Regions from separate parts of the Homo sapiens genome. Here region 2 is linked to region 1. A link is an interaction called in ENCODE POLR2A ChIA-PET data of the cell type or tissue named here. Cell type or tissue: GM12878. All regions are shown on one strand. Links, peaks and the distances in the headings refer to the core of each region. The heading gives the core; the rest is flanking DNA.

What was found. Peaks named below come from ENCODE experiments on the same cell type or tissue, not always from the same donor. Only the 100,000 strongest peaks of a DNase experiment are listed, where the experiment ranks them.
Region 2: POLR2A ChIA-PET joins it to region 1 with 6 read pairs; 6 of 35 experiments call an interaction of 5 or more read pairs at or near these places.

Annotation. Positions count from the first base shown.
Region 1 is chr19:34,232,373-34,248,569 of GRCh38, forward strand. No RefSeq gene overlaps it. Among named protein-coding and RNA genes, the nearest start is that of GARRE1, 14 kb to the right of the region's middle. RefSeq lists a silencer at 3,659-3,859 and an enhancer at 5,496-6,068. In GM12878, for the core only: no CTCF peak of the experiment used is centred there; no DNase peak of the experiment used is centred there.
Region 2 is chr19:34,341,665-34,357,861 of GRCh38, forward strand. GARRE1 (granule associated Rac and RHOG effector 1) reads left to right here. Exons shown (of 14, transcript NM_014686.5): 10 at 1-791; 11 at 6,213-6,378; 12 at 7,352-7,489; 13 at 9,850-9,928; 14 at 10,983-13,902. The coding sequence ends at 11,291. Among named protein-coding and RNA genes, the nearest start is that of GPI, 15 kb to the right of the region's middle. RefSeq lists an enhancer at 482-982. In GM12878, for the core only: no CTCF peak of the experiment used is centred there; a DNase peak (open chromatin) is centred at 9,978.

The DNA.
Region 1 (16,197 bases), core at 1,308-3,807:
CACTCCAGCCTGGGCAAAAAGAGCGAAGCTCCATCTCAAAAAAAAAAAAAAAAAAACCACGTATTATTAGTAAAATTGAAATCAAACTTAGGGAAGTATCATAGTACCATTAATCTGTCAATCTGAAGATGCTAAAAGGAGATTTGCTTAGCAGGCTGCCTTGGCTTCTCCAAGATGGGGAGACAGACAACTTCTTGGAAGCAGTGTCCTCCAAACAGAAATTGGTCAAGGAAGGGAAGTGGGAGAGAGAGCTTTGACTAGCAGAGGCTTGGAAGCCAGCCAGCCAGCAGCCAACAGTGCATGTGTGCATTGGGAAGCTAGTGGTCCAGGGACCAGGCACTGCTCCTGTGGGATCCATCCCAGCCCTCTAAGGAGCGGTGCAAAGGTTCTTATCCTATTTATCGGAGCCAGTGTCCAGAAAAGGAAGCTTGTGGTTTGAGACATTCTGTAAATCCGGTTCCAAGAGCACGAGGTAGGACTCTGAATCCGATGTGGTTTCTGTTCTCGGTGATGGTGCAGAGCTGTGAGCCAGTGGTAGGGTGTCCTTTAAATTCCAGCTCAGTACACTAGTTAATGAACTTGGCTGACTGATAAAAATGTTTTCAGGTTTAGCTCATGAACATATCAACATAGACCTAAATATAATTCCAGTTTGTCATGAATGTTGATTTTTTGAGGAAATGCTTTAAAATGTACTGATGCCCATGTTGTGGTTGTAAGGAAACAAAGCAGCTCTGTGAGGCCAAAGCATATTTCAGTTCAATAGTGAGGCTTTCTTAGAAAGAATGACTCATAGTCACTCAGAGTTGAGTCGCACAGAAACAACCGAGAGCAGACAGCAAGGAACGGCAGGGCCCAGAAGGTCCAGCCTTTCCCTCCAGGCTGAAGGGTTAGGGAAGATCGCCAACCTTAAAGGGGGTGTGAGAGGCCTGGGCCCAGGTGAGATTGTACTGAATTCCAGTAAACAGTGTACAGTCATTCCAGGACAGAGGACAGGAACATGTTTACTAGGTGTCTGGAGTGCACCTCTATAATCCTCATACACACTAATCCAGATAATCCTGGGATGCTGGCCTCACGCAGGATTGTTGATGAGAATGCAAATCCCAACATTGCAATTCAGGATTTTGCTTCTACTGAAAGCATTTTGTCAATGTTCTCTTTTGGGGTTAGCTGGGTGACAGTTCTCCCTTGCTGGATTCCCAGTACTTAATAGCGTTTCTTTGACTCAGTGGATATGTGGAACATTGCAGACTGCAATTTATAACACAGAACTGGGTATATATTTTCATTATAAAAGTAATACATGTAAAAAGAATGCAGGCCTCTTCTCTGATTGGGTGGTATTTTTAAAAAGAAACAAAGAATGCAGGCAGTGTAGATTATGTTTGTTTTTTAAAGGAAAGAGAAGAAAAAATTCTCTAATCCCACCACCCACAGCTGACCATGTTGACACTATTTGGGTGTATATTCTGTCTGGCATTATCCTGTACAGGCATATGCTCTTCAGCAAAAATGGATTTGGCCGGGCGCAGTGGCTCAGCCTGTAATCCCAGCACTTTGGGAAGCTGAGGCAGGCAGATCACTTGAGGTCAGGAGTTCCAGACCAGCCTGGCCAACTTGATGAAACCCCATCTCTGCTAAATGCAAAAATTATTAGCTAGGCATGGTGGCGGGTTCCTGTAATCCCAGCTACTTGGGAGGCTGAGGCAGGAGAATTTCTTGAACCCAGGAGGCAGAGGTTGCAGTGAGCCAAGATCGCGCCATTGCACTTCAGCCTGGGTGACAAGAGCAAAACTCCATCTCAAAAAGAAAAAAAGAAAAGTAGATGGGCACAGTGGCTCATGCCTGTAATCCCAGCACTTTGGGAGGCCAAAGCAGGAGGATTGCTTGAGCCCAGGAGGTTGAAGTTGCAGTAAGCCATGACCACACCACTGCACTACAGCCTGGGTGACAGAGTCTAAAAAAAAAAAAAAAAAAAAAAAAAATCCACATTTCTAAATGGGAAAATCTGAAGGCCTTGATCTGCTGCCAAGGGTCATTGGCTGTGTCTTTTGAAACATTTTTATTATGAAAGTGTCATGTGGTTATAGGATATGAGCTGCTTCAGCCCGGCACGGTGGCTCACACCTGTAATCCCAGCACTTTTGGAGGCTGAGGAGGGCGGATCACCTGAGGTCGGGAGTTCGAGACCAGCCTGACCAACATGGAGAAACTCCATCTCTACTAATCATACAAAATTAGCTGGGTGTGGTGGTGCATGCCTGTTATCCCAGCTACTCAGGAGGCTGAGGCAGGAGAATCACTTGAACCTGAGAGGTGGAGGTTGCGGTGAGCCGAGGTCACTCCATTGCACTCCAGCCTGGGCAACAAGAGTGAAACTCCATCTCAAAAAAAAAAAAAAAAGAAATGAGCTGCTTCAAACAGGTCCTCACTAAAGACCAATGACTGGCATTGCCTGAGCAACATAGGGAGACCTTGTTTCTACAAGTTATTTATTTATTTATTTATTTATTTATTTATTTATTTATTTATTTATTTGGAGCCAGAGTCTCGCTCTGTCGCCCAGGCTGGAGTGCAGTGGCACGATCTCGGCTCACTGCAAGCTCTGCCTCCCAGGTTCACGCCATTCTCCTGCCTCAGCCTCCCGGCAGCTGGGACTACAGGTGCCCGCCACCACGCCCGGCTAATTTTTTTTATTTTTAGTGGAGACGGGGCTTCGCAGTGTTAGCCAGGATGGTCTCGATCTCCTGACCTCATGATCCGCCCGCCTCGGCCTCCCAAAGTGCTGGGATTACAGGCGTGAGCCACCGCACCCGGCCTATCCAAGTAATTTTTTAAAAATTAGCTGGGCGTGGTGGCGCGTGCCTGTAGTCCCAACTACTTGGGAGGCTGAAGCGGGAGGATCACTTGAGCCCAGGAGGTTGAGGTTGCAGTAAGCCATGACCACACCACTGCACTCCAACCTGGGCAACAGAGCAAGACCCTGTCTCCAAAAGAAAAAAAGAAAAGTACACATCATAATTACCTATGTAACCGGCACCCAGATTATAAATCAGATTATTAACAGTACCCCAGAAACCCACCAAGCTCCCTTCCAGTAGTCCCCATCCCTTCAAGGCTAACTACAGTCCTGACTTCTGACACCATAGATTACCTTTGGTGTTTTTATATAAATGGAATTACACAGTATATACTCTTGTGTTTGGCCTCTCTACTCAGCATTGTGTTTGGGATTCATCTCTCTTGTTGCATTTGGCCATGGACTGTTCATTTTCATTGCAGTATAATATTCCATTGTGTTAATAGACCACAGTTGCTTCTTTCTACTGTTGATGCCGCATTTGGGTGGTTTCTAGCTTCTGGCTATTAAAATAATGCTGGTACTGTTTTTTCCTTCGGGAGAGAAGCCAGAACTAGAGTGGGTGAGAGGAATGCTGACCTAGCCCTCTTGAGGACTTGGAGCATGGTGAACCATATGGTAGTGCTCTGCTTGTCACTAACCATAAAGTACCATACAACCCTGATGTACAGTAGACATAGATGTAGATAATGGTATATATTAGAGCAGATCCAGAGTCAATCCTCCGTGTGCCTAGCCTCAGTCCCCTAAGGACAGTGCTCCCCCATTGCCCTTACTCACTGGCAGCAGTGGAATATTTCTTGCCCTACAAAACTGTGTTCAGGATGTGGATGCGGTCTCCTTGCTTCCCTGCTGATAAAAACTCCTACCCCAGTGAGGTTATGTGATCCTCTCACTCTCCTGGTGATGACCATTTAATGACCTGATCTCTGCCCATCATATCGTGAGAAGTCTGATACTCATCTTCCTCTTCCTCTCCCCTTCTGTCTTATTCAAAGTGACTTCAGCTGTTGTGTGATCTACCCATCTGTACTGGGGGTCCCCAGGGTAATCGCACGCATGGCTATGACAGTGTACAGTGACAGGATACAGTGACAGGATACAAAGCAAAATTCACAAAGGGAAAAGATGTGTGGGCAAAGTCTGGAGGAAACCAGGCTCAAACTTGCAACGGGGACTTAGAAAGCGGAGCCTCACGGGATGTGCTTAGCTTCTCCAGCAGGGAGTTGCAACAACATGCGTGGGATATTGTCTGCCAGGGAAGCTTCAGACTTAGTTGCCCAGGGTTTTTACTGGGGGCTGATTATGCAGACACCCTCTGCGTGGCACGTGCCAAAATTCCAGGCTCCCAGAAGTAAAGCACAAGCAAACCACATTGTTTACAACAGTCTGGATACAGTGCACCACTCCTACCAGTTCTGGGAATGGCGGGAACCCTCCTGAAATCCAGATGTCAGGCGAGAGCCAAACTTACAAGCAGGCCTTGTAAATGACAGCAGTCAAACCTGCTTCGTTAACTCCTCTGCACACTCGCCCACACCCTGGCTTCCGTCCTTGTCCTGTGACATTTTCCTGTTGTCCCCTCCTACCCAAAGCTGTAGACACACCTGGACCTTGTCCATCAACCTCAACTGCAACCACCTCCAAATCACAGACTTAGACACCCCGCCCTTTGACCTTCCAGCTGTCTTGCTGAAGAAATAGCTAAAAAAAAAAAAAAAAAAACATAAAAAAATTCAGGCCAGGCGCGGTGGCTCACGCCCGTCATCTCAGCAATTTGGGAGGCCAAGGCGGGCAGATCACGAGGTCAGGAGATCGAGACCATCCTGGCCAACATGGTGAAACCTCTGTCTCTACTAAAAATACAAAAATTAGCTGGGCATGGTGGCACATGCCTGTAATCCCAGCTACTGGGGAGGCTGAGGCAGGAGAATCGCTTGAACCCCGGAGGCAGATGTTGCAGTGAGCTGAGATCACGCCACTGCACTCCAGCCTGGCAACAGAGTGAGACTCTCTCTCTCAAAAAATAAATAAATAAATAAATAAATAAAAATTAAAAAGCAGTGACCTAACCCATTCCCTTCCTTAGTAACTGTTTTTAGCCTGGTGCAGAACTCCAGGTCCAGAATCTTTATACTTTCTCCGGCTTCATTAGTTCCCCCGTGCTTTCTCCACCGCCATCTCCAACCATCCTAAACTCCATGACTCACTCTTCATTTATCTTGCAAATACCCTAAACTCCTTTGCTTCTCTTTTGAGAAGCTCCTGCCTAGAGAAACTTCAACCCTAAAAGCATCCATTCATCCACATTGTCAATGTCTTCACCCAGGGGGTTGAGTCCTGAGGACAAGAATCACAGTTGAGCAAATCAATGCCACTGTAAATAATGCTGATTACTACCCTCAACCTTGGCCCTCAACTTTGTATATTTATACCTCAACCAGGTATATTTCTTTGTATATATATACCTCAACCAGGTGTATTTCTGTAATCACTGTGCCCTTAACTTTGCATCAAAACCAGTATATTTCTGTAATCATCTCTCTGCAGTCAGCAAGTGGTCTTACCATCTATTTCAAAGACAGCTGGTGGCTGTTGGATGAAAACAGTTTCAGACGCTTACCACACTCTAAACCAGCCTCATCTGCATCCCAGGCCCTATTAAAAGGAGGTAGGGGCTGGGTGCAGTGGCCCATGCCTGTAATCCCAACACTTCAGGAGGCTGAGGTGGTAGGATTGGATTGCTTGAGGCCAGGAGTTGGAGACCAGCCTGGGCAACATAGCAAGACCTCATCTGTACAAAAAATTTAAAAATTAACTGGGCTTGCTGGCACATACCTGTAGTCCCAGCTTCTTGGGAGGTTGAGGTGGGAGGATCACTTCAACCCCAGAGACTGAGGCTGCAGTGAGCTAGCTATGATTGCCGAGGCAGGTAAATCACTTGAGCCCACGAGTTCGAGATCAGCCGGGGCAACATAGTGAGACCCAGTCTCTAACCAAAAAAGAGAAAGGAGATTATTCTGGGGATCCTATACCTCCCACTCCTGTTTAACTGTCAGGATTCCTGAAGTGAAGGGAGACTTCACTTCTCAAGCCACTTGACCTATTCCACTGAAACAGTTCTTGGTAAGATCACCAACAATCTCCAGTGAGCATTTTTGTTTTGAGACAGGGTCTCACTCTGTCACTCAGGCTGGAATGCAGTGGTGCGAACACAGCTCGTTTCAGCCTCCTGGGCCCAGGCGATCCTCCCATCTCAGCCTCCAGAGTAGCTGGGACTACAGGTGTGCCACCACAACTGGCTAATTTTTTAATTTTTTGTAGAGACATAGTTTTGCCATGTTGCCCAGGCTAGTCTCGAATTCCTGGGCTCAAGTGATCTGCCTGCCTCAACCTCCCAAAGTGCTGAAATTAGCACCCAGCTGTATGTATTATCTTGGTTTTGTTTTTGTTTGTTTACAATTTTTTCCCCTGGAGTTTCTGATTGGCTCTTGGATGTTCTCTGTTACTTGGAATCTATTCCACTCTCCTTGTACTCACCAACTTTCTAGTTTAATTCAGACCATTTCTTCTTTGGACAGTTATTTTCTGTACAGCTTTTGGGTTTTCCTGGAGTTTCTGAATGTTTGTTCTTGCTGGTATTTGTTGCCTTTATCATATTCTCAAGTTTTTCCAACTCCTCACCCATACTATAATTCAGTCTACAAAATCTCCTTTTTTTCATACAGACTGTTCTTCCATAACCTTCCACCATTCTGCTAAGATCCAAACAGGCCAGGCATGGTGGATGATACCAATAATCCCAGTACATTGGGATGCTGAGGCAGGCAGATCGTTTGAGCCCAGGAGTTCGAGACCAGCCTGGGAAACATAGTGAGATCTTGGTGTCTAATAAAAAAGAAAAAAAATTGAAAAAGATAAATAACAAATAAAACCCAAATATATTGCTTCCAGGTGTCAACAAAGTCATGATCCTGAGATTTTGCCATCACTGCTCTCCTGGGCTACAATTAGAGTTGCTGGCACCATGTTTTCCATTCCTTTGTTTACTGGAATTTCTCCTTAGGGAGCTTTCTAGACAGGAAGGTCTCTGTCACATCTTCTTCCTCGTTTCTTTTTTTTTTTTGAGACAGAGTCTCACTCTGTCGCCCAGGCTGGAGTGCAGCGGTGCCGTCTCGGCTCACTGCAGCCTCTGCCTGCCAGCTTCAAGTGATTCTCCTGCCTCAGCCTCCCGAGTAGCTGGGATTACAGGCACCCACCACCACACCTGGCTGATTTTTGTATTTTTAGTAGAGACAGGATTTCACCATGTTGGCCAGGCTGGTCTCGAACTCCTGGCCTCAGGTGATCCGCCTGCCTTGGCCTCACAAAGTGCTGGGATTACAGGCATCAGCCTCTGTGCCCAGCCCCAGCCTTCTTTGCTTATTTAACAACAAAACGTCGAAGCAATTCTTATCTTAGTTGCTGACCCTTGATCTAGCATGCAGTGATGTTAAGTCTAATGCCAATTTGATTTTTTCTTTTCATTGTAGATTACCTGTTTCTTCCTCTGTGGAAACAGCATATTATCCTTTCTGTTAAGAAATGTTATGACTTCTCAAGAGTGTGGGTCTTTTTGTTTCACTCCAGTATTATGCTGGGCAGTTGTTAGGCCCTTTTGATTTAATGGTTTGTGTCTTCCCTTTAGCTTGGGTAATTTTTTTCATACCATCCTCCCTGTACTTTCACTAGAAGTCTCTTTTACTCAGATATAAGAGCTGCCCATTCGGCCGGGCATGGTGGCTGACACCTGTAATCCCAGCACTTTGGGAGGCTGAGGCGGTCGGATCACTCGAGGCCAGGAGTTTGAGACCAGCCAGGCCAACATGGTGAAACCCCATCTCTACTAAACTACAAAAATTACTTGGGCATGGTGGCACATGCCTGTAGTCCCAGCTACTCGGGAGGCTGAGTCAGGAGAATCGTTTGAACGTGGGAGGTGGAGGTTGCAGTGAGCCGAGATCGCACCACTGCACTCCAGCCTGAGCGACAGAGAGAGGCTCCATCTCAAATAAATAAATAAATAAATAAATAAATCCCTGTATCTCTTAGTTTTTTCTGCTATTTTCTTTCCTTTGCTATTGTTCATCTTAGTCTCTTTCCTGTAGTAGGCTTTATTAAAATATCAGTGGATTCTTGGCTGTCTGTCATTAGAAGGAGGCAAACGGGTGCCCTGGAGCTCTCTGTGTGACCAGGATTTGTTAACCAGCAGTGTCAGCTTTAAGGTAGTGATCTTTATTCTTGAGATTTCCGAATTCCAGAGGGCTTTGTTGTAGGATGCCAATCTCTCCAGATCCCACAGATGTCTACAGAGAAGAATCTTCCTTTTTTTTCTTTTAATCCTGATATTTATTTATTTATTTATTTATTTTTGAGACTTGAGTCTCGCTCTAACATCCAGGCTGGAGTGCAGTGGTGCGATCTCAGCTCACTGCAACCTCTGCCTCCGGGTTCAAGCAATTCTCCTGCCTCAGCCTCCTGAGTAGCTGAGATTACAGGCACGCACCACCACACCCAGTTAATTTATCCATTTATAGTAGAGACAGGGTTTCACCATGTTGGCCAGGATGGTCTCAAACTCCTGACCTCAAGTGATCCACCTGCCTCAGCCTCCCAAAGTGTGGGGATTACAGGCATAAGCCACCACACCTGGCCTATTTTTATTTTTTTTTTTTTTGAGATGGAGTCTTGCACTTTCGCCCAGGCTGGAGTGTAGTGGCACGATCTCGGCTCACTGCAAGCTCCGCCTCCCAGGTTCACGCCATTCTCCTGCCTCAGCCTCCCGAGTAGCTGGGACTACAGGCGCCCGCCACCACACCCGGCTAATTTTTGTATTGTAACAGGGTTTCACCATGTTAGCCAAGATGGTCTCGATCTCTTGACCTTGTGATCCGCCCACCTCGGCCTCCCAAAGTGCTGGGATTACAGGCGTGAGCCACCGCGCCCGGCCTATTTTTATTTTTTGAGAGAGAGGGTCTGGCTGTGTCACCCAGGCTGGAGTGCAGTGACACGATCTCGGCTGGCTGCAACCTCTGCCTCCTGGGCTCAAGCCATCCTCCCAACTCAGCCTCCCGAGTAGCTGGGATTACAGGCACACAACACCACGCCCAACTGGTTATTAAATTTTTTTTGTAGAGATGGGGTCTTACCGTGTTGCCTAGGCTGGTCTCATTCTGGTCTCAAGTGATCCACCCACCTCAGCCTCCCAAAGTGCTGGGATTACAGGTGTGAGCCACTACGCCTGGCCCTGTGAGGTATTTTTCAGCAGCTTTCTAGACTGACAAGAGCAGCTGGAAGCATGGCAACCCCAGGCAGAGCATAGCGTGCTGCCGCCTCGACTGTGCTCAAGGGGCGCTAGCGTGCGGGAGGAGCCACCTGCCTGGGCCTCTGGAAGGCTTCTGCCTCTGAGCCAGCAGGTACAACAGGGAACAAGAGTGAGAAGGGGACTTGAAAACAGGAAACCTAATTGAAGGTCTGCACAAGTAGTGAACAAACCTGTTTCTCACTGCTGCAGTCGGCATGGCTTATAATTAAGCAGCATACTGTTACAAAAAACAAACAAAAGAAAGAGTCTTGGCTGGGCGCAGGTGGTTTATGCCTGTAATCCTAGCACTTTGGGAGGTTGAGGCGGGTGGATCACTTGAGGCCAAAGAGTTTGGGACCAGCCTGGGCAACACAGGGAGACCCCATCTCTACAAAAAAAAAAAAAAAAAAAAAAAACAAAACAAAACAAAACAAAAAAAACACTAAAATATTAGCCAGCCATGGTGGCATATGCCTGTGGTCCCAGCTACTCAGGAGGCTGAGGAAGGAGGACTGCTTGTGCACAGAAGGTCAAGGCTGCAGTGAGCTGTGATCATACCATTGCACTATAGCCTGGGCAACACAGTGAGACCCTATCTCAAAAAAATAAGTAAAATTTTAAAAAAAATTAAAAATTAGCCGGGCGTAGTGGCGTGTGCCTCTGGCTCCAGCTACTCAGGAGGCTGAGGCAGGAGGATCCCTTGAGCCCAGGAGGTTAAGGCTGCAGTGAGCCATGATTGTGTCACTGCACTCCAGCCTGGGCAACAGAGCCAGACTCTGTCTCAAAAAATATATAAAAATAAAAAATTATTTTAGAAAGAAAAATACTTGACAGGCTTATTCCTGCCCAATTCAATTTATAACTGTTTATTCATGTGTTGACATCTTAATGCAGTCTTTTTAAATAAAAGCAACTTCATTAAGAAAGTAAAGGAATAAAAGAATGGCTACTCCATAGGCAAAGCAGCCTTTAAGGCAGTCTTTTTTTTTTTTTTTTTTTGAGACGAAGTTTCCCTCTTGTCGCCCAGGCTGGAGTGCAATGGCGCGATCTCGGCTCACTGCAAACTTCGCCCCCCAGATTCAAGTGATTCTCCTGCCTCAGCCTCCCAAGTTGCTGGGATTACAGGCATGCGCCACCATGCCCAGCTAATTTTTTTTTTTTTTTTTTTTGAGACGGAGTTTCGCTTTTGTTGTCCAGGCTGGAGTACAATGGCTTGATCTCAGCTCACTGCAACCTCCGCCTCCTGGGTTCAAGTGATTCTGTTGCCTTAGCCTCCTGAGTAGCTGGGATTACAGGCATGCGCCACCACACCTGGCTAATTTTGTATTTTTAGTAGAGACGGGGTTTCTCCATGTTGGTCAGGCTGGTCTTGAACTCCCGACCTCAGATGACCCGCCTGCCTCGGCCTCCCAAAGTGCTGGGATTACAGGCGCGAGCCACCGTACCCAGCCAGGGCAGTCTTAAAGGCAAAGAAGGTGAACATTTGTGCTTAATTTCCCATCTAGAGTGAGCAAATCTCTCTGCCTCTACCCTGGTTCAAAGCCCCTTCACCTCTTGCGTGGACTATGTTAACCTCCTCATTGGTTATCCTCTCTTCATACTGCATTCTTCTGTGCCATATTCTGTGCAGAGGCCAGAATGCACTTTGGGGAACACAAATCTGATTGTCAAATTCTGTCACATGTCTTAGAGAAGGCATCTAATCTGGATGCCTTAAGAGATGGTGGCCAGGCAGGGTGGCTCAAACCTATAATCCCAGCACTTTGGGAGGCCAAGGCGGGTGGATCACTTGAGGTCAGGAATTCGAGACAGTCTGGCCAACATGGCGAAACCTGTCTCTACCAAAAATACAAAAATTAGTTGGGCGTGATGGCGCATGCCTGTAATCCCAGCTACTCAGGAGGCTGAGGCAGGAGAATCACTTGAACCTGGGAGGCGGAGGTTGCAGTGAGCCCAGATTGTGCCACTGCACTCCAGCCTGTGCGACAGAATGAGACTCTGTCTCAAAACAAAAAAGAAAAAAGAAAAGATGGTGTCCTTCTGGAAGTTGTATTGCCGCAACTATGGTCTGATGGGAATGAGATCATGGTGTCAAACAGACCCATGCTAAGGCAGCCCCCAGGCAGAGACTCCTCTCCCCATGGCCTCAGTACTGGTCTAGAACTCTGAGTCATAGATCTAAAAATAAGTCACAGGGCTGTGAGCTAGCAGGACAGCTGCACACCTCTGGGTCTGTGGCAAGCCAGTGGTCCGCAGTGGGGATGCCCTATGTCCAGCACTGCTGCTGCTCCTTCGTCTAGAGGCCTTCCTTGACCGATAAAGCAAGCAATGCTGGGTAGCCCACACCCCCTATAACTTTGGCCTGGAGGTGTCCCTGGATCAGATGCCTGTCTGAGTCTGGCTTCCAGACTGTCAATGGCTTGCTCTGCAGCTTTCACCAACCCAGGTCACGACTTGTGCTTACAACACCTCTTTGGCCGGGCACGGTGGCTCATGCCTGTAATCCCAACACTTGGGAGGCCTAGGCGGGTGGGTCACTTGAGGTCAGGAGTTCAAGACCAGCCTGATCAACCTGGTGAAATCCTGTCTCTACGAAAAATACAAAAATTAGCCATGCGTGATCAGGTGGCACGCACCTGTAATCCCAGCTACTCGCGAGGCTGAGGCAGGAGAATCACTTGAATCCAGGAGGCGGAGGTTGCAGTGAGCCGAGATCGCACCACTGCACGCCAGGCTGGGGGACAGAGCAAGACTCCGTCTCAAAAAACAAACAAACAAAACACCTCATGTCTGGGCCAGCCTGCTTTCCTCCTCTTTTAGCTGGTACTTGGTTTAAATCTGGAAATCCTGGAGTCTTTGGAATTCCATTGACCTGAGCTGGGTTACTGTCCTGGTGTCTGTCTCTAGCACGGTTGGAAGGTAACTGTTCTTATGAATGGAAAGGAGGTGTTGGTGTCAGATGTGTTTATAGTTGCATTATCTCAACTTGAACTTCGTCTTGTTCTCACCTAACTTGAGGAAGCAAGGAAATTTGGAATTCAAATATTCTAATAATATTTGTTATTAAGTGAGGACATTCAAATCATACATTCAAATATTAGTAATGTCTGTTACAGCAAACTACCAGAAAAGGACAGCAAGCTACAGATGACCTGGCAATGATGAGCCCATAGGGACTGTTAGTGGGAAGGCTGACAGTTCCTGGCACGAGCCCCAGGGTGCCTTCTAGAGCAGGCTAACATCTTCTCACACTTGATCCCGCCCCTGCTCTCCCATGCACAAACGGGGTGTGCAAACAGTCTGTTTAGCTTTTCAAAAATAAAGAGGAGGCCAGGCGCGGTGGCTCATGTCTGTAATTCCAGCACTTTGGGAGGCGCAGGTGGGTGGATCACTTGAGCTCAGGAGTTCAAGACCAGCCTGGCCAATGTGGTGAAAGCCCATCTCTACTAAAAATACAAAAATTAGCTGGGTGTGGTGGTGTGTGCCTGTAATTAGCTGGGATTACAGGTGCGTGCCAGTACTCGGGAGGCTGAGGCAGGAAAATCACTTGAACCCAGGAGGCGGAGATTCCAGTGAGCCGAGATGGCGCCATTGCACTGCAGCCTGGGCAAGAAAGCGAGACTCTCTCAAAAAAAAGAAAGAGGAGCTGTCCAGGCGCAGTGGCTCATACCTGTAATCCCAGCACTTTGGGAGGCTGAGGTGGGTGGATCCCTTGAGATCAGGAGTTCGAGACTAGCCTGGCCAACATGATGAAAACCCATCTCTAAAAATACAAAAATTAGCTGGGCGTGGTGGCATGTGCCTGTAATCCCAGCTACTCAGGAGGCTGAGGCAGCAGAATCTCTTGAACGGGGGAGGCGGAGGTTGCAGTGAGCCAAGATCACACCAGTGCACTCCAGCCTGGGCGACAGAGCAAGACTCCGTCTCAAAAAATAAATAAATAAAATAAAATAAAAATAAAGAGGAGATTAAAATTCTCAGCAAACTAGAAACAGATGGTAACTTTTTTTTTTTTTTTTTTGAGACGGAGTCTTGTTCTGTCACCCAGGCTGGAGTGTAATGACGAAAACATGGCTCACTGCAGCCTCCAACTCCTACACTTAATCAGTCCTCCCACTTCAGCCTCCCAAGTAGCTGGGACCACAGCCGTGTGCCACCATGCCTGGCTAATTTTTGTATTTTTTGTAGAGATGGAGTTTTGCCATGTTGCCCAGGCTGTTCTCACACTCCTGGGCTCAATTGATCCTCCCACCTCAGCTTCCCAAAGTGCTGGGATTACAGGCGTGAGCCACCTTGCCTGCCCTACAATTAAGTAAAATATCAAAATACAGAAACATCATTTGTTTCTGTCTACAAGCAACAAGTAATTAGACAATGAAAAGTCAAAACATTGCCATTTGTAATAGTACCCCACCAAAACAATAAAATACCTAGCAATCTAATGAAAAATGTGCGAAAAATGTGCAAGACTTCTACACTGACAACTGCAAAACACTGTTGGGAAAAGAGCATATCTTCAAGACCTTGGAGTAAGCAGAGAGGACACAAAAAGTGATCATGTCTTTGAGGCTGAGGTAGGAGGATTGCTTGAGCCCAGCAGTTCAAGGCTGCTGTGAGCTATGATTGTGCCACTGCACTCCTACTGGACAACAGAGTGAGACCCTGTCGTAAAAAAAAAAAAAAAAAAAAGTGACTGTCTGCAAACAACCCCATTACCCCCTCCACCACCAAGAGCACTTGGCTGTGAAAACCCCTTTCCTGAAGGCTTTAAGATATTCCCACTGAAACTAACATGTAAAACCCAGCCTAGAAGCCCTGACTTTTATTTCCATAAAGAATGCACAAGCCAACAGTAATAACTTTGGCTACCTAAGAAAATCAGTTCTGGAATCCCCGAGGGGCCCTGTAAGTGGGATGTTCTGATTCTGCAGCTTTTCTGACAATAGGAATGTGAAGCCCTTAGAAAAGCCAGCCGGAGCAAATCTGCTTTTTTTCTCAGCAGGGAGAGCCAGCTCCTGCTGAGATCAGGGTACATTTTCTTTCTTTTTCCTTTTCTTTTTTTCTTTTTTTTTTTTTTTTTGAGACAGAGTCTCACTCTTTCCCCCAGGCTGGAGTGCAATGGCGTGATCTTGACTCACTGCAACCTCCACCTCCCCGGTTCAAGCGATTCTCCTGCTTCAGCCTCCCAAGTAGCTGGGATGACAGGCACCTGCCACCACTCCCAGCTAATTTTTGTATTTTTAATAGAGATGGGGTTTCACCATGTTGGCCAGGCTGGTCTCCAACTCCTGACCTCAGGTGATCCGCCCGCCTCAGCTTCCCAAAGTGCTGGGATTACAGGCGTGAGCCACCAGGCCGGGCCTTCTTTTTTTTTTTTTTTTTTTTTTGAGATGGAATCTCCCTCTGTTGCCCAGGCTGGAGTGCAATGGCGTGATCTCGGCTCACTACAACCTCCACCTCCCAGCTTCAACCTCTTCTCCTGCCTTAGCCTCCCAAGTAGCTGCGATTACAGGCATGTACCACCATGCCTGGCAAATTTTTGTATTTTTAGTAGAGATGGGGTTTCACCATGTTGGTCAGGCTTGTCTTGAACTCCCGACCTCAGGTGATCCGCCTGCCTCAGCCTCCCAAAGTGCTGGGATTACAGGCGTCAGCCACCATGCCCGGCCTAGGGTGCATTTCTTTGGCATCTCTCACAAATGTGGGTCTCGTTCATCCCAGCTCTTGGGTCACAGAGGAGCTCCTGAAGCCTCCTTCCACTCATTTGTCATAGGCACCAACCTCAGAGACGCTCATGTTTTTCACGGGACCCGGCTCTAACTCTGCCTCTATCCAGATGCACAGGGGGCCAGATGCATTCCGGAGTGACCCCTGTTTCCTGGTCTTGACCTTCTTGGCCTCCTAAACAGCAAATTACAGGTATAGGTCTGGTGGTCTCTAAGGCACCATCTCATGCCTGTGTGGATGCTGAGGGTCCAGTTCACAGACCTTTCTGCAGAGCTGGAAGGCCGTAGCTACCATTCCTGAAGATGAGGGCCTGGCCTCCATCTTTAGACCTGTGGGCTCCATCCCTTTTTCTCTTTTCTCTTCCCTTCTCTTTTTTCTCTTCTTTTCCTTCTTTTCTTTTCTTTCTCTTTTCTTTTCTTCTTTTTTTTTTTTGAGACAAGGTCTGACTCTATTGCCCAGGCTGTAGTGCGCAGTGGCGCAATCTCAGCTCACTGCAACCTCTCACTCCTGGGCTCAAGCGATCCTCCCACCTCAGCCTCCCAAGTAGCTGGGACTACAGGTACATGCCACCATGCCAGGCTAATTTTTGTTATTTATTATTATTATTATTTTTTGACACGGAGTCTTGCTCTGTTGCCCAGGCTGGAGTGCAATGGTGCGATCTTGGCTCACTGCAACCTCTGCCTCCTGGGTTCAAGCGATTCTCCTGCCTCAGCCTCCCAAGTAGCTGGGACTACAGGCATGAGCCACCATGCCCAGCTAATTTTTTTGTATTTTTAATAGAGACAGGGTTTCACCATGTTGGCCAGGCTGGTCTCAAACTCCTGACAATTGTGATCTGCCCACCTCAGCCTCCCAGAGTGCTGGGATTACAGGCATGAGCCACCGCACCTGGCCTAATTTTTGTGTTTTTTGTAGAGACAGGGTTTTACCATGTTGCCCAGGCTGGTCTTGAACTAGTGAGCTCAAACAATCCTCCCACCTCGGCCTCCCAAAGTGCTGGGATTATAGGCGTGAGCCACAGCATCTGGCCTCCATCTTTTTTTCTCAACACTTTGGTGCAAGGAACTTGAAATAAAGAGGTGGCATGACATGACGAGTGCCTCAAACCTGTGTAGTGGGTACATTTTTTTCCCTCCTTCTCCATATGTATGTGTATTTGATGAATTAAAATAAATAATTTGAACCTGCAGGGCATGGGTATAATATCTGCAGATGGACTCACAAAACAGAAGGTGATATGTCCACAATACAAAATGCTCTC
Region 2 (16,197 bases), core at 8,833-11,332, 120 kb after region 1:
GGCCAAAATGCCTGGCAATATTGATACAAGGTTACAAAGCATTTTGAACATTGGTAATTTCCCCAGGACTACAGACCCTTCACAGTCAGCTCAGAATTCCAGTAATACAGTGGCCAATGGCTTTCTCATGGAGAGGCGTGAGAACTTCCTGCATGGAGATGACGGCAAGGATGAGAAGGGTATGAACTTACCAACTGATCAGGAAATGCAAGAGGTGATAGATTTTCTCTCGGGCTTTAACATGGGCCAGTCACATCAGGGCTCTCCGTTGGTGACAAGGCATAATTCTGCTGCCACAGCCATGGTGACTGAGCAGAAGGCAGGAGCCATGCAACCACAGCAGCCGTCACTGCCTGTGCCCCCTCCACCACGGGCACCCCAGGCTGGGGCACACACACCTCTGACACCCCAGCCGGGACTGGCACCTCAGCAGCAGTCCCCAAAGCAGCAACAACCTCAAGTCCAATACTACCAACACCTACTCCAGCCCATTGGACCGCAGCAGCCCCCGCCCCAGCCTCGGGCACCTGGGAAATGGGTACATGGCTCATCCCAGCAGCCAGCGCAGGCTGTTGGAGCAGGTCTGTCTCCTCTTGGTCAGTGGCCTGGCATATCTGATCTCAGTTCTGACTTGTACAGCTTGGGTCTGGTGAGCAGCTATATGGATAATGTGATGTCAGAGGTTCTGGGACAGAAGCCGCAGGGACCTAGAAATAACACCTGGCCCAACCGTGACCAAAGTGATGGAGTCTTTGGAATGCTGGGAGAGATTCTGCCTTTTGATCCTGCAGGTATGTGAGGCCTCCCATCCCTCGCCCAGTGTCAACAGCAAATGCAACTGCCGAGGTCTTCCCAGGGCCTGTCTGCTGCAGCCTTACTTGTGAAGGTGAAATCATTTAATCCCCCTTTACGACCCTTTCTCACTGTGGAGGCAAGTATGGGGCAGATCTACCAAGATGGGAAACAGTGGTGAGAAAGGGGCTGAGAACATGAGTGGACTATTTTTCTTACTTTATAGAGAACAGAACTGAGGCTAAGAGAGGTTACTTGAACAGCTCAAAGTCCCATAGTTCAAGTAGGCTCCAGTCTAGGCCTGCCTACTCCCGGCAGCCAAGGTCAGCAGCCCTTTGTGGGGTGCTTTTTTCCTGATTATATAACCTGTTCTTTGCGATGCTTTTTTTTTTTGCCTAAACTCTAGGACCTATGACAGGTGACAGACACCCTCCTGCCTTCATAGAATACAGCTTCTCCTGGGCTAGACAATGAAAATACCACCAGAGTCATCTTAAAAAATTAGAGAAGGAATTTACAAACAAGAACAAACTAGGAGGAGGAATTAAGGGGGAAAAGCCAAAAATAAGTAAATTAGAAAGAAAAATAGAGTAGAAATTGCAAATAACTCTAAAGGATCTTTGGAAGACCAATAAAATGTATAAGCCAATTTATTCTAAGCTTGATTAAGGGAGAACAAAGAGAAACAAAATTAGGAAATAGAAAGGATACATTAAAAGCGCTTTAGTGGCTCATGCCTGTAATCCCAGTACTTTGAGAGGCTAAGGCTGGAGGATCACTTGAGGCCAGGAGTTCGAGACCAGCCTGGTCAACATCACAAAACCCTCATCTCTACTAAAAATTAAACAAAATTAGCTGGGTGTGGTGGTGCTTAGGAAGCTGAGGCGGTAGGATCCCTTGACCCCAGGATTTTGAGGCTGCAGTGAGCTATGATCATGCCACTACACCCCAGCCTGGCTGACAGAGAGAAACCCTGTCTCAAAAAAAAGCCACTTTAAGACAGTACCATCTAAGACTTAATAGCAATACATTTGGAAATTCAGCAGAAAATGGATTCTTTCCTAGCAAAATAGGCATTACAAAATTATACCAAGAAGTGGAAAACCTGGCCAGGCATGATGTCTCATGCCTGTAATTTCCAGCACTTTGGAAGGCTGAGGTAGGCAGATTGCCTGAGGCCAGGAGTTCAAGACCAGTTTGGCCAACATAGTGAAACCCCCATCTCTACAAAAAATAAAAAATTAGCTGGGTGTGGTGGCACATGCCTGTAGTCCCAGCTCCTTGGGAGGCTGAGGTGGGAAGATCGCTTGAGCTCAGGAGGTTGAGGCTGCAGTGAGCCATGATCACACCACAGCAGCCCAGCCTGGGCAACAAAGTAAGACTCTGTCTCTAAAAAATAAGTAAATACATAAAAAATAAAAAAGACTATCTACTAAAAGCTAATAGCAAATAGTGCCTTATATAATGAAACAAAAATCATTTCAGTTAATATCAGGAATCAGACAAGGGCGACTGTTATCACCTGTAGCATGTAACTTTGTCTTGGACTTCACAGCAAATGCAGCAAGACAAAAAGCAATAAAATAAGTGGTCTAAGCTTTGGAAAATGATAAATTAAGCAGCACATCTTTTTGCTGATAATAGAATTGAACCCCCCCCACAAAAAAAACCATCTAAAATTAGTAAGAGAATTTGGTAACATAGGTACATGCAAACTTTTTTCTCTAATTTAGCAAAAGGCATACACAGAAGTAGAAAATGTATTTCATTCACAGGGGAGTACTGTGAAATGTTACAAATAAGTATAGCAAATACTTGTACAAGTAAATCACCACCATAAGAGGACACTCCAGGCCGGGCGCTGTGGCTCACGCCTGTAATCCCAGCACTTTGGGAGGCCGAGGCGGGCGGATCACGAGGTCAGGAGATCGAGACCATCCCGGCTAAAACGGTGAAACCCCGTCTCTACTAAAAATACAAAAAAATTAGCCGGGCGTAGTGGCGGGCGCCTGTAGTCCCAGCTACTTGGGAGGCTGAGGCAGGAGAATGGCGTGAACCCGGGAGGCGGAGCTTGCAGTGAGCCGAGATCCCGCCACTGCACTCCAGCCTGGGCGACAGAGCGAGACTCCGTCTCAAAAAAAAAAAAAAAAGAGGACACTCCTTGCTGAAACACCCAGCATTTGTTACAGGAGGGAAGTTAATGCTGGGGTTAACACTCCTTTCTCTTTTTTTTTGAGACAGAGTCTCACGTTGTTGCCCAGGCTGGAGCGCAGTGGCGCGATCCCCACTTACTTGCAACCTCTGCCTCCTGGGCTCAAATGATTCTCCTGCCTCAGCTTCCTGAGTAGCTGGGACTACAGGTGCCTGCCACCACACCCAGCTAATTTTTTTTTTTTTTTATACGGAGTCTCGCTCTACCGCCCCGAGGCTGGAGTGCAGTGGCGCGATCTCGGCTCACCGCAAGCTCCGCCTCCCGAGTTCACGCCATTCTCCTGCCTCAGCCTCCTGAGTAGCTAGGACTACAGGCGCACGCTACCATGCCCAACTAATTTTTTGTATTTTTCATAGAGACGGGGTTTCACTGTGTTAGGCAGGATGGTCTCTATCTCCTGACCTCGTGATCCGCCCACCTCGGCCTCCCAAAGTGCTGGGATTACAGGCATGAGCCACCGCGCCCATAGAGATGGGGTTTTGCCATGTTGGCCAGGCTGGTCTTGACCTCCTGACCTCAGGTGATCCACCCACCTCAGCCTCCTAAAGTGCTGGGATTACAGGCATGAGCCACTGCATCTGACCATTGCTCATGTCTTCTGAAAATTCTTCATGCCGCTGCTCTTGCTGTTTTGTGCTTGCTCCCCTTGGGTGGATGGATGTAGGAAACCCTTGTGCCTGCAACCCTGGGCCACAAGAAGGGTAAACACCTCCATCCTGCTAAGAAACAGCAAGCCCACTGGCTGCCACCCACTGGTGTGGGCACAGTGCGTTTTCTCAGTTGATCATAGATGGTGTGTACATTTTTTGACTGTCATATAACTAAATCCAGAGTATAAACAGTATTTGTCAGAATTGTGTCATATTTGAGGCCGGGTGCAGTGGCTCATGCCTGTAGTCTCAGCACTTTGAGAGGCTGAGGCCAGCGGATTGCTTGAGGCCAGGAGTTCAAGACCAGCCTGGCCAACATGGCGAAACCCCGTCTCTACCAAAAATACAAAAAAATTAGCCAGGTGTGGTGGCACACACCTGTAGTCCCAACCACTTGGGAGGCTGAGGCACGAGAATTACTTGAACCCAGGAGGCAGAGGTTGCAGTGAGCTGAGATCACGCCACTGCACTCCGGCTTGGATAACAGAGTGAGACTTTGTCTAAAAAAAGATTTATTTTTAATAAATGAATAAGAATGTTATCATATTTGACCTCTGAGTCCTGGATACCTCTTCTGTCTGTAGACTACAAATCCTACTCTTTCCCTTCTGGGTGTTCCTTTCTGCACCTGAAGTCCATGGTGTAGTTTTCTACAGACCTTGCCCCGAGGGCATAAGATCTGCATAGCCCTTGATGCAGATTAAGGAGGGGCACCCCTCTGGACAGAATCAGAGGGCGCCATCTAGTGGCCCCGTCTAGATAGGCAAAATCAGTGCGGGATGGGGAACGGGAGACAGGCCAGCATGACTGAAATCATCTTGTGACAGTGCCCTAAGGATAAGTTGATAATGGGATTGTGCCCTAGTATCTTCCCTAATTTTAAGCTAAAAAATGCATTGCTGAGTCACATTTGATTTATGATGCATGGATGCTTTCCTGCCATATGTTTTTTTTGACACTTTCTGTAAACGCCATCTGTGCTTTTCTCCCATTTGTACTGCCCTGTATATCCCCGTTCAGCATTGCCAGTGTTTCCAGCCACCTCTTAAAGCATTCTGAAGTTTCATTTTATTCTTTGCCACACTTAAGATGTTCAGATGGAATGAGCAAATCTCCTGTCAATAGCCAGGAAAATACTAGATCAAACTTTAGCTTAAGTGGGATCAGCATATAACCTCTATCTGGCTGACCCCAATGCTTTGATGCTTTGTTAACGTTCAGGTTATCAGTTGGCCAAAGTCATCATCTGATTTTCGAAGTTGTTAGCTAATGACTCTAGGCTACATACAGAGCACCAAGACAATGGACTTTTTTTGAGTTGGAGTTTTGCTCTTGTCACCCAGGCCGGAGTGCAATAGCGCGATCTTGGCTCCCTGCAACCTCCGCCTCCCAGGTTCAAGTGATTCTCCTGTCTCAGCCTCCTGAGTAGCTTGGATTACAGGTGCCTGCCACTACGTCCAGCTAATTTTTGGTATTTTTAGTAGAGACGGGGTTTCACCATGTTGGCCTGGCTGGTCTCGAACTCCTGACCTCAGGTAATCCACCTGCCTTGGCCTCCCAAAGTGCTGGGATTACAGGTGTGAGCCACCAAGCCCAGCCCAGTTTTGTTTTGTTTTGTTTTTAAAGACAGGGTCTAGCTCTGTCTCTCAGGCTGGAGTGCAGTGGCGCAATCTTGGCTCACTGCAACCTCCACTTCCTGGGCCCAAGTGATCCCCCCACCTCAGCCTCCCAAGTAGCTGTGACTACGGGTGCACACCACCACACCCAACTAATTTTTTTTTTTTTTTTGAGACAGAGTCTCACTCTTTCGCCCAGACTGGAGTGCAGTGGCACGATCTCAGCTCACTGCGACCTCTGCCGCCTGGGTTCAAGTGATTGTCCTGCCTCAGCTTCCCGAGTAGCTGGGATTACAGGCGCCTGCCACCGAACCCAGCTAATTTTTGTATTTTTAGTAGTGGTGACAGGGTTTCACCATCTTGGTCAGACTGGTCTTGAACTCTTGACCTCGTGATCCACCCACCTCAGCCTCCCAAAGTGCTGGGATTACAGGCGTGAGCCACCGCGCCTGGCCCACACCCAGCTAATTTTTGTAGAGATGAGGTTTTGCCGTGTTGGCCAGGCTAGTCTCGAACTTCTGGGCTCAAGCGATCTGCCCACCTCAGGCTCCCAAAATGCTAGGATTACAGGAGTGAGCCACTGTGCCTGGCTGATGCTGGAAATTTTTTAAGTAATTAGTATTTGTCTTTAAAATCTAGTCGTAGGGAAATCAAACCATTTTTCTCTCTTTTTGTTTCTTTCACACTTAGCCTGCCTCTATCCTAGGCATAGCCCTTCATGACAGCCCTGGCACACACCATGCCTCAGCCCTAGGTGCGGCAAGTCCCATCTCCCCACAGCAGGGTGCTGGGCACAGCCTACAGCCCACGCTGTGGGGCACAAGCCTGGCAGCTCCTCACTGCCTTTCATTGCATGTGTGACCAGCACGTTAGCAAAGCGTAGGGAAGGACCAAGAGGCCAGTTTGTCCCCAAACCCGGTTTATTCCTTTGTCCCAATGCAGTGGGCTCAGACCCAGAGTTTGCACGCTATGTGGCAGGAGTGAGCCAGGCGATGCAGCAGAAGCGGCAGGCCCAGCACGGTCGCCGGCCAGGCAACCCCCGGGGCAACTGGCCGCCTATGGATGACGCGCATCGGACCTGGCCCTTCCCCGAGTTCTTCACAGAAGGGTGAGTGCTGGGTACTTCAGGGAATCTGAGCTTGAGACCCAGGTGTCCCCCGAGGGGCCTGTGAGAAGAGAGGCTCCTTGCCTGTGTGCATTCTTTTCAGGCAGTTCAATTCCAAGCCCCCATGTGAGAGAGTGACATGGGATGAAATCTTTAGGGGTCAGAGTCATGTGGCTGACTGTTAGATGCCAAGTAGTGTGATGTATCCCTGTGAACGTGCCATTGGTATACATTCATGATTTTCAAAACAGACTCTTCAGCCCTAGACAAGGCTCTTACATGATGGTGCTTGTGAGGTGAAGGCATGTTTCACACGGCCTTTATACTGAACTGAGTGTGGCTGCGAAGCCCACGTGATTTATGGAACGCTGTCATTATAGCCTATGAAAAGCAAAAGTGTACAATTGAGATTCTAGTATATTGAGAGAATTGCAAATTTTTATTGTAAAGACAACTGGGGATTTTTTTATATCCCATATTGCTACATGGTTAATAAATCTGGATGACTAAAGACCAGCTCAACTTTTTGTTTTTTCTTATTTTTAAATTTTTTTTTTTACTTAAAAATTTTTTTTCTTTCAACTTTTAAGTTCAGGGGTACATGTGCAGGATGTGCAGGTTTGTTGCAAAGGTTAATGTGTGCCATGGTGGTTTGCTGCACAGATCATCCCGTCACCTAGGTATTAAGCCCAGCATCCATTAGCTATTCTTCCCCATGCTCTCCCTCCCTTGCTTTTTCTAAAACAAATTTCATATACAAACCATAGGCTTCTTAGAGGAATAAAGGGAATTGATGAATATGTATTACTTTTGAAATAAGGCAAAGGAGGAAAACCTCACGTTTTAAGAAGGGAGAGACAAGAGACCACTATTTGGTTATGGGATGAATGCAGGGTAAGGACTGCCCTTTCAGGGTGGGGTGGCGGGTGGTGGGGCTGCAGGAGGCCCTGGCCCAGCTTCTCTCTCTGGCTTTCAGGGATGGCCTGCACGGTGGCTGGTCGGGTGCTCAGGGAGACTCTGCCAGCTCGAGTGATGAGACATCCTCAGCCAACGGGGACAGCTTGTTCTCCATGTTTTCAGGGCCTGACCTCGTTGCTGCTGTCAAGCAGAGAAGGTATGAAGGGATTTCTAAACCAAGGTGGGGAGAGAAGGGCATGTGAATGCAACCCATGGCTCACTCCCTGGGAAAGCCAGGAGCCCAGTCACCTCCAGTCTCCCTGTGTGAGAGGAGGGGCTCTTCCAGCAATGCCTGGCTGAAGCCTCTGAAGAGCACCTGCAGGAGGCGGTTTCCACAAGGAAGAGCCGGCCTCATCTTGTGCAGATCAATTTGGGAGACGGGGTGGCCGGTGCTGGTCTGTGCCTTGCAGGAGGCACCCATTTCTGTGGGAAGAGCAGGCCTTTGGTTGCGAGTTCTAATCTGGACTCACCAACAGGCTCTGCAACCCTAGACAAGGGGCTGGCCCTCAATTACCCTCCATCTCTTTATTAAAGATGGATAAAATGACCTCTGAATGGCGTTTCAAAGTTGGGAAAAGTAGTAATTAGCTTTCAAAAGTAGTCACAAAAATTAAAATGGGCTCTGAACTGAGAGGAGAGCTTGGTTAGAAATAAGTAGAGAAACTGCTGTGGATATGAGAAAGCAAGGTCAGGGTGGCAGACTAAGGACCATGGGCAGGAGTAGAGGGCACGCAGGGCTCCCAGGCACTCGAAGCCATGCTGTAGAGCAGAGTGGGAGGCCGGGTTACTTGGTCCCTGCTGGACAGGCCAGGCTCTGTCAGATAGGCAGTGGGGAGCGGGTAGGTGAAGACAGAATGGTACTTGCACAGAATAGTAGTGGGGTGGGGGGTGGCATTGACCAATCACGAGCACACATTCAGATGCTTTCTGTCCACACTTGTAGTCCCAGCTACTCGGGAGGCTGAGGTGGGAGGATCACTTGAGCCTGGGAAGTTGAGGCTACAGTGAGCTGTGTTTGTGCCACTGCACTCTAGCCTGGGCAACAGAGTTAGACCCTGTCTCAAAAATCAAACAAAAAATCATGTCAGGTTAGGCTAGGTGCTCTGAAGGAAAATAAAGCAGGGTATGAGGGTAGTAAATGCAGAGAACAGGTGGATGTTCTATTTCCAGCACTTAGTCAATGAGGCTTCTGATGAGCAGAGAGCTGAACAAAGTGCGGCAGCAACTGGTGGGGAATCGGCAGTGGGGTGTGGGTGAGGTAGGAAGAGTCAAGGATGACACGCAAGTTTTCTGCCTGAGTTTCTGTGAAGGGCGCCATGAACTGAGGTGCTAAGCCTGCAGGAGGAGCAAGTTTGAACCGGGGGTGGAGTTTGAGACTTTTCTTTCAGACATATGACTGATTCGACTTCTAAGAAGTCACATCTGGCACCATCTCTGCAGAGACTGTTGTCTGCATGCAGGAGTGCTGGCTCTGATCTGGCCACATCCTGCCTTTTTCATTCAACCTTGTAACAGACTTTCATGTGATTAGTAAAACGAATGGGCTTTAAGTCACATATCCTTAGTGCTTGGAAACAGTATCTCTCTCTTTTTTTGTTTTTTTGAGACGGAGTCTCGCTCTGTTGCCCAGGCTGGAGTGCAGTGGCGCGGTCTTAGCTCACTGCAAGCTCCGCCTTCCGGGTTCACGCCATTCTCCTGCCTCAGCCTCCCAAGTAGCTGGGACTACAGGCGCCCACCACCATGCCCGGCTAATTTTTTGTATTTTTAGTAGAGACAGGGTTTCACCATGTTAGCCAGGATGGTCTTGATCTCCTGACCTCGTGATCCACCTACCTCGGCCTCCCAAAGTGTTGGGATTAAAGGCGTGAGCCACCGCACCCGGCCGGAAACAGTATCTCTTAAATAAATTAACAAAAAGCCGGCCGGACTCGGTGGCTCACACCTGCAATCCCAGTACTTTGGGAGGCTTAGGCGGGCAGATCACCTGAGGTCAGGAGTTCGAGATCAGCCTGGCCAACATGGTGAAACCCCATCTCTACTAAAAATACAAAAATTAGCTGGGCATGGTGGCACGCACCTGTAATCCCAGCTACTCGGGACGCTGAGGCACAAGAATTGCTTGAACCTGGGATGCAGAGTTTGCAATGAGCTGAGATCATGCCACTGCACTCCAGCCTGGGAAACAGTGAGACTCAGTCTCAAAAAAAAAAAAAAAAATAAAATAATAATAATAATAATAATAAAGCCAAAGAAGGTGGACTCAGCAGCTGAGTAAACCAGTGCCTGTCTTTGCCTGCCACCTCCACCCCCAGCTCCTCCACCTGCACTGGCAGTGCAGGAGCGCCGTCATTCACTGCTGGCTCCCCTTAGCCGCCTTTATGCCATTGACCCAGGCAGGCCTCCTCCCCTCCTAGAACCAGGGCCTGGAGATGCTGGAGCCTAGCACTAGTGTGTACCCTACAGGTGGGCTGGGCAGGAAGCCAAGCAATCACTGCCCTGAGCTCTTGGTTCTTGCAGGAAACACAGCAGTGGAGAGCAAGACACCAGCACGCTGCCCTCACCACCTCTCCTCACCACGGTGGAGGATGTGAACCAGGTATTCAGGCAGGCTCTGTGGGCACAGACTTGGGCTAGCTTCCACAGCTGCAGTTTTCAGAGGGCCTCAAAGTAATGAGGGATCTTCTTTGTGGTGATTAATTTTGTGTAAATGATTAGCCACCTCAGCTGACTCAGAGCCACAGGAAGCTCTACGGCTGTGCTGTCCAGTGTGATAGCCATTCACCACATGTGGCTATGTAAATTTAAATACAAATAAAAATTCAGGCCGGGTGTGGTGGCTGATGCCTGTAATCCCAGTGCTTTGGGAGGCCAAGGCAGAAGGATGGCTTGAGGCCAGGAGTTCTTGACCAGCCCAGGTAATATAGACACTGTCTCTGCAAAAAAATTAAAAGATCAGCTAGGCATGGTGGCACATGCCTGTAGTCCTAGCTGCCCAGGAGGCTGAGGCAGGAGGATGGCTTGAACCCAGGAATTTGAGATTACAGTAAGCTATGATTGCACCATTGCACTCCAGCCTGGGTGACAGAGCGAGACTGCCTCTAAAATACTTTTTAAAAACAATCAGCCGGGCGCAGTGGCGACGCCTGTAATCCCAGCACTTTGGGAGGCCAAGGCGGGTGGATCACGAACGAGGTCAGGAGATCGAGACTATCCTGGCTAACACGGTGAAATCCCATCTCTACTAAAAATACAAAAATTAGCCAGGCATGGTGGCATGCGCTTGTAATCCGAGCTACTCAGAAGGCTGAGACAGGAGAATCGCTTGAACCCCGGAGGCAGAGGTTGCAGTGAGCCGAGATCGTACCACTGCACTCCAGCCTGGGCGAGAGACAGACTGCATCTCAAAAAAAAAAAAAAAAAGTTCCTTTCCTCAGTTTGCACTAGTCACATGTGGCGAGTGGCTACCATACTAGACCGTATAGGCACAGAACATGGCTATCATTGCAAGAAGTTCTGTTGGACAGGGGTGTGGGAGTGAGTGGGGCTCTCACCCGGCTTCCTAGGAGGGAATAAGGGCCAGGCATCTGGGGAGGTGGGAAATGATGATACATTGCCCGAAATGCCACTAAGAACTCTCTTTTGTTTCTCAGGATAACAAAACCAAAACGTGGCCACCCAAAGCACCCTGGCAGCACCCTTCCCCGCTTCCCAGCACGCTGCCCAGCCCCAGCGCACCACTCTATGCAGTCACCAGCCCTGGCAGCCAGTGGAACGACACCATGCAGATGCTGCAGTCCCCAGTGTGGGCCGCAACCAACGACTGCAGTGCCGCTGCCTTCTCCTATGTGCAGACCCCACCCCAGCCCCCACCCCCACCAGCACACAAGGCAGCACCCAAGGGCTTCAAGGCCTTCCCTGGGAAGGGTGAGCGCAGGCCAGCCTATCTGCCCCAGTACTGACCCCAGGCCAGCCAGCCTGCCTGCCTGCCTGCCTGCCCGCCCAGAGCTGTGGGGATGAGTGTCCCCACCCCAGGGCCACTTAGCTGACACCAGCCCCTCAGAGGACCAGTGCGCCCCATCCCAGGGAGGGTTCCTTGGGGACAAGGGTGGTTGGCAGCTCCAAGCCTTTAAACCTGGCTTCTGAAACGATGGCATCAGAGCCCTGGAGAGCCAGCTGGAGACACAGGCGTCTGGCCTTCAGGGGCTTGCTAGGGAACCTGCATGCCTAGTAAGCGCCACAGGTGACTCTGATGCAGGCGCCACAGCCACACTTGAAGAAACACAGCTCTTGGGTTTTTAGTCCTGCTGTGTGTTGGGAAGACATCAGGCCTGAAAGCTGAGGGCATAACTGACCATTTTTTGGAAACCCTCTCCTCCCTCCTCCACACCTTGAGTGATGACCACACCAATCACTGTATTTTATAGCTTTTTTTTTCATGTAGGTTTTTAGTTAAAACATCTCCTGCCTAAAATGCATTGAATATTTTAAGATAACAGATATACTGGCTGGAGGTTTGTTTAACACTATCTATATTTAAGCTTATACAAAATGGGCAAAATATAGAATATTTGTGATTGGAAGCAGTCACCTGGGGTTTCTGGGGGTGGACAGTTCCTCGCCACCCAGCAGCACCCTGGGACTGCGGCCTTTCCCAGCTTTATTGAAGCAGAATGGTGGAACTTGTGCCGGAGGTACACTGCTGAAGGTGCGTGGCGGTGGACCAGCCAGCTGCTGTCCATGTGCAGAGCAAGGCTGCACCTGCTGCCCTTCGATCCTTCCACACATGGCCAGGACACTGCCACAATCCTCGGGGTGTGGTCAAGGGGCACTCAGAGACACCTGCACTAGAAATTGCATTGACATTGTGAGCTGGCTCAGAAGACAAACCAATTAAGATGTAGATAGAAATTAATTTAAGGTCTTTTCTTAAAAAAAAAATCCACCTCATTTTCAGTTAACATGTGCCATTAAATAGATAACATCCTGTGGATTTAGGGATATTTTCCAGCCAGAATGGATCCAGAAGAATTGAATGGTGCTTAAATTGAGAAATAATAATAAATATATCTATATAGAATAGACATATCCCACTGTATATTAATTGAGGTTACAGAAAGTTCTTTATATAAAACTTATTTAAATTTTTCATATTTCATCTTTGAAAAAGTCTGAGAAAAATCCATAATATTTTCTGGTATGAAAGTTTGACAGTATTAATATTTTTTTTATATTTTCTTAAATCATTAAACCATTTTAATATATGTTAACTACTAATAAATGGTTTATTCTTTCTAACTCCATATAAGCTTTTCCAGCAAAGATTGTAATAACACATTTATGTTCTCGTTTTTCTACAGATATAAGTAAATTTATATATAAAAATACCAAAAAGAGGCTGGGCGTGGTGGCTCACGCCTGTAATCCCAGCACTTTGGGAGGCCGAGGCAGGTGGATCACCTAAGGTCAGGAGTTCGAGACCAGCCTGGCCAATATGGTGAAACCCCATCTCTACTAAAAATACAAAAATTAGCCGGGTGTGGTGGCGTGCGCCTGTAGTCCCAGCTACTCGGGAGGCTGAAGCAGAAGAATCGCTTGAACCCGGGAGGCGGAGGTTACAGTGAGCTGAGATTGTGCCACTGCACTCCAGCCTGGGTGACAGAGTGAGATTCCGTCTCAACAAGAAAAAAAAAAAAGAATATATATATATGTATGTATGTATGTATGTAAACACACACACTAATTTGAGAGGACCCGTAGGGTGTCTGAGCCCAGCCACCTGAGTTTTTAGTACTGTGTTGTCAGGCTCTTCCCAGGCCTCAGGTGTTGTCTTTTGTGCTGTGTGGGGATGCATTGCTGCCTGTATTTATGATCTTTTGCCGTGGTTCTGAGCATTCACCTCACCATGTTTACAAAGAACTGTTTTGTATATAGACATTTTCAGGCACGTGCTTTGCACCAACCCTGCGTGGCTCTTGTCTGTGTTAGCTGTCACGGTGTGCACACTAATCTCTGTTAAAGTTGTCTATGGCTGTTCTACTTGTAAGATAGTTTTCTATTTCCTTCAGTAATGTGTCCACAGTACCCTGTATTTCGAGTTCCATTATACTGAAGTACTCATGTTTTAATAGTGCCTCTCCAAAGGCCTCACCTTGGACAGAGGTCAATCCTTGATGCTCCAGCACAGGTGACGTCACTAATTGTCACTTTCCAGTTTGTTTTTCTCTATTAAGGAAGACATTTTCTAATTGCATCTCCATGGGCTGTGAGACTGTGTGAAGCCGTTTGTGTGGTCTCCATGTAGGTGCTGTGTTCCCGGCACCGCCTTGCTCTGAACACTGGTAATTCCAGGTGCTGCGCTTGGCAGAGGGGTCTCGCCAAAGCGCATGTGTGTGCATGTGTGAACGTGTGTGTCCTTTGCATGGTTGGGCGTGGGTGCCTTGCTAGGGCATCAGCAGGACATTGTGTGTATAGTTACAATGCTTCCAAACTGGAACTCTACATTTTGTATCTTTTAAAGCTCCTATAAGTAAAATAACTATTGGCTTTATTAAAAATATACATTTAATAATACTTTGTATCCTTGTTTAAAATGAACTGCAGAGGACATTATGTCAAAAGCCCTGCCTGACTCATTGCTTTGAAAAGCTGCATACTGAGTTGGTTTTTAGGTCAGCCTGTCCTCTGATTCTAGCAAGGGGAAGACCACTTGGGATATTACGGTGAGCTGAAGTGGATGGGCAGGAGGGAGAACAAGCAGCTACGCCTCCCCTATTGGCTTCCCTAAGGCCCAAGCTGGTTTAGGCCCCTGTGCAGGGGGAGCCAGTGCAGTAGTGAAGGAGACGTCCTCTGCAAGGGTGCAAGCTCTCTGGGTTGGGGTCTACCAACACCCATGTTCCACCAAATGTGGATGCTGTGACTTGCCCAGCCAGCTTGTCCAATGACGAGACCCAAGAATGAGGGCTTGTTTTACCCTCTTCCCAAACCAGGGACCCAATCTATGGCAGAGATACTGTGCCTTACAGGGATAAGAAGGACCTGTCTCTGCCGGCCGCAGTGGCTCACACCTGTAATCCCAGAACTGTAGGTGGCTGAGGCAGGTGGACCACAAGGCCGGGAGATCGAGACCATCCTGGCCAACATGGTGAAACCCCATCTCTACTAAGAATACAAAAATTAGTCGGGCATGGTGGCGTGTGCCTGTAATCCCAGCTACTCAGGAGGCTTAGGCAGAAGAATCGCTTGAACCAGGAAGTCAGAGGTTGCAGTGAGCCGAGATCGCACCACTGCACTCCAGCCTGGCGACAGAACGATGGGGCTGTCTCCAAAAAAAAAAAAAAGCCAGGCACTGTGGCTCACGCCTATAATCCCACCACTTTGAGAGGCTGAGACAGTAGATCATGAGGTCAGGAGTTCAAGACCAGCCTGCCCAACATGGCGAAACCCCATCTCTACTAAAAATACAAAAAATTAGGTGGTATGGTCGCAGGTACCTGTAATCCCAGCTGCTTGGAAGGCTGAGGCAGGAGAACTGCTTGCACCCGGGAGGCAGAGGTTGCAGTGAGCCAAGACTGCTCCACTGCACTCCAGCCTGGGCAACAGAGTGAGACTCTGTCTCAAAAAAGAAAAAGAAAAAAAGAAAAAAACAAAAACAGGACCTGTCTCACTGGATGATGCCATCGTGTTAAGCAGAAGAAAGATAGTATCATGAGACCCACAAATGGAGGGCAGGTCACAGGAGCATTTCAGCTCATTTTCATTTACAGAAAGACAGCACCTCAGTGGAACCTTTTTTGACGACCTGAAGAAAATGGAGTAATGTGGGCATTAATATATAAGCTGCTGGTGTAGGAACCACTCTTCTTTCTGCCAAGGTGCCCTGAAGTTGAGCATGGGGACCAAGTCCCAGAGCCTTCCAAATGCACCTCAGGACAAAGTTGCTCGGTAACGGCCATGTTGCCTGAGAGTGCTCAAGAATACACTGGAAGTTCATATTAAAAAGCTAGCAGGGGCTGGGTGTGCTGGCTCACGCCTGTAATCCCAGCAATTTGGGAGGCTGACCTGGGAGGATTGCTTGAGGCCAGGAGTTCAAGACCAGCCTGGGCAACATAGTGAGACCCCATCTCTTTAAAAAAGCCCATATTTTATTCCAGAGTGTTCCCATTTAACACAAGCACCCAGTTCTCTTGACTAGTTCTGATTCACAGCAGTGCTGGAGGCCAGAGGGCAGAAGTCCCGCAGCTCTGGCTGTGTGCAAATGAGTGGGGAGGGAAGCTGAGCAGATGCTACACCTGAGCTACTACTGCAAGGGCTTCACAGGCCTTGGCCCATCTGAGAAATGGGGGAGGATGCGCAGGCATCTTGAGGTACTTGGGAGGCTTGTGACCTTCCTCTCCCACCTGGGGGCTCCTTGGATAGGGGGCTTCCAGTTTGGAGGCTGAGATGCTGCATGCCAACCATGCGGCTGTGAGGGGATGGCCTTTTGTGCACTGTGTGGCCACTGCTGTGACCTGCCTCCTGTTGTGGAGACAGGAAATAAACCTTCCCAATGATCAGCTTCTCTACTGCCCAAAAGCATGTATGTGGACAGCATGACTGGCTACCTCCCAGCGACAGGTACCCAGGAGTCTGAGGCACCTCCAAGGGTAGACTCTGGAAATAACACATGCACCTAGCCTTACAGCACAGGGGTGAGCTCCTGGGCCCAGGCCTGTGTGTGTCAGTGAGGGGACTGGATGTGGCTTGTACTGGAATATTGACTTGGAGATGTGGGCCTAGGTGAGGGAGAAGGATTGTTTCAGGCGTGTCACATTCATTTCAACATTCACGAATGTCATATAAGGGCTAGGCCCTTGCTAGGAGCCAGGA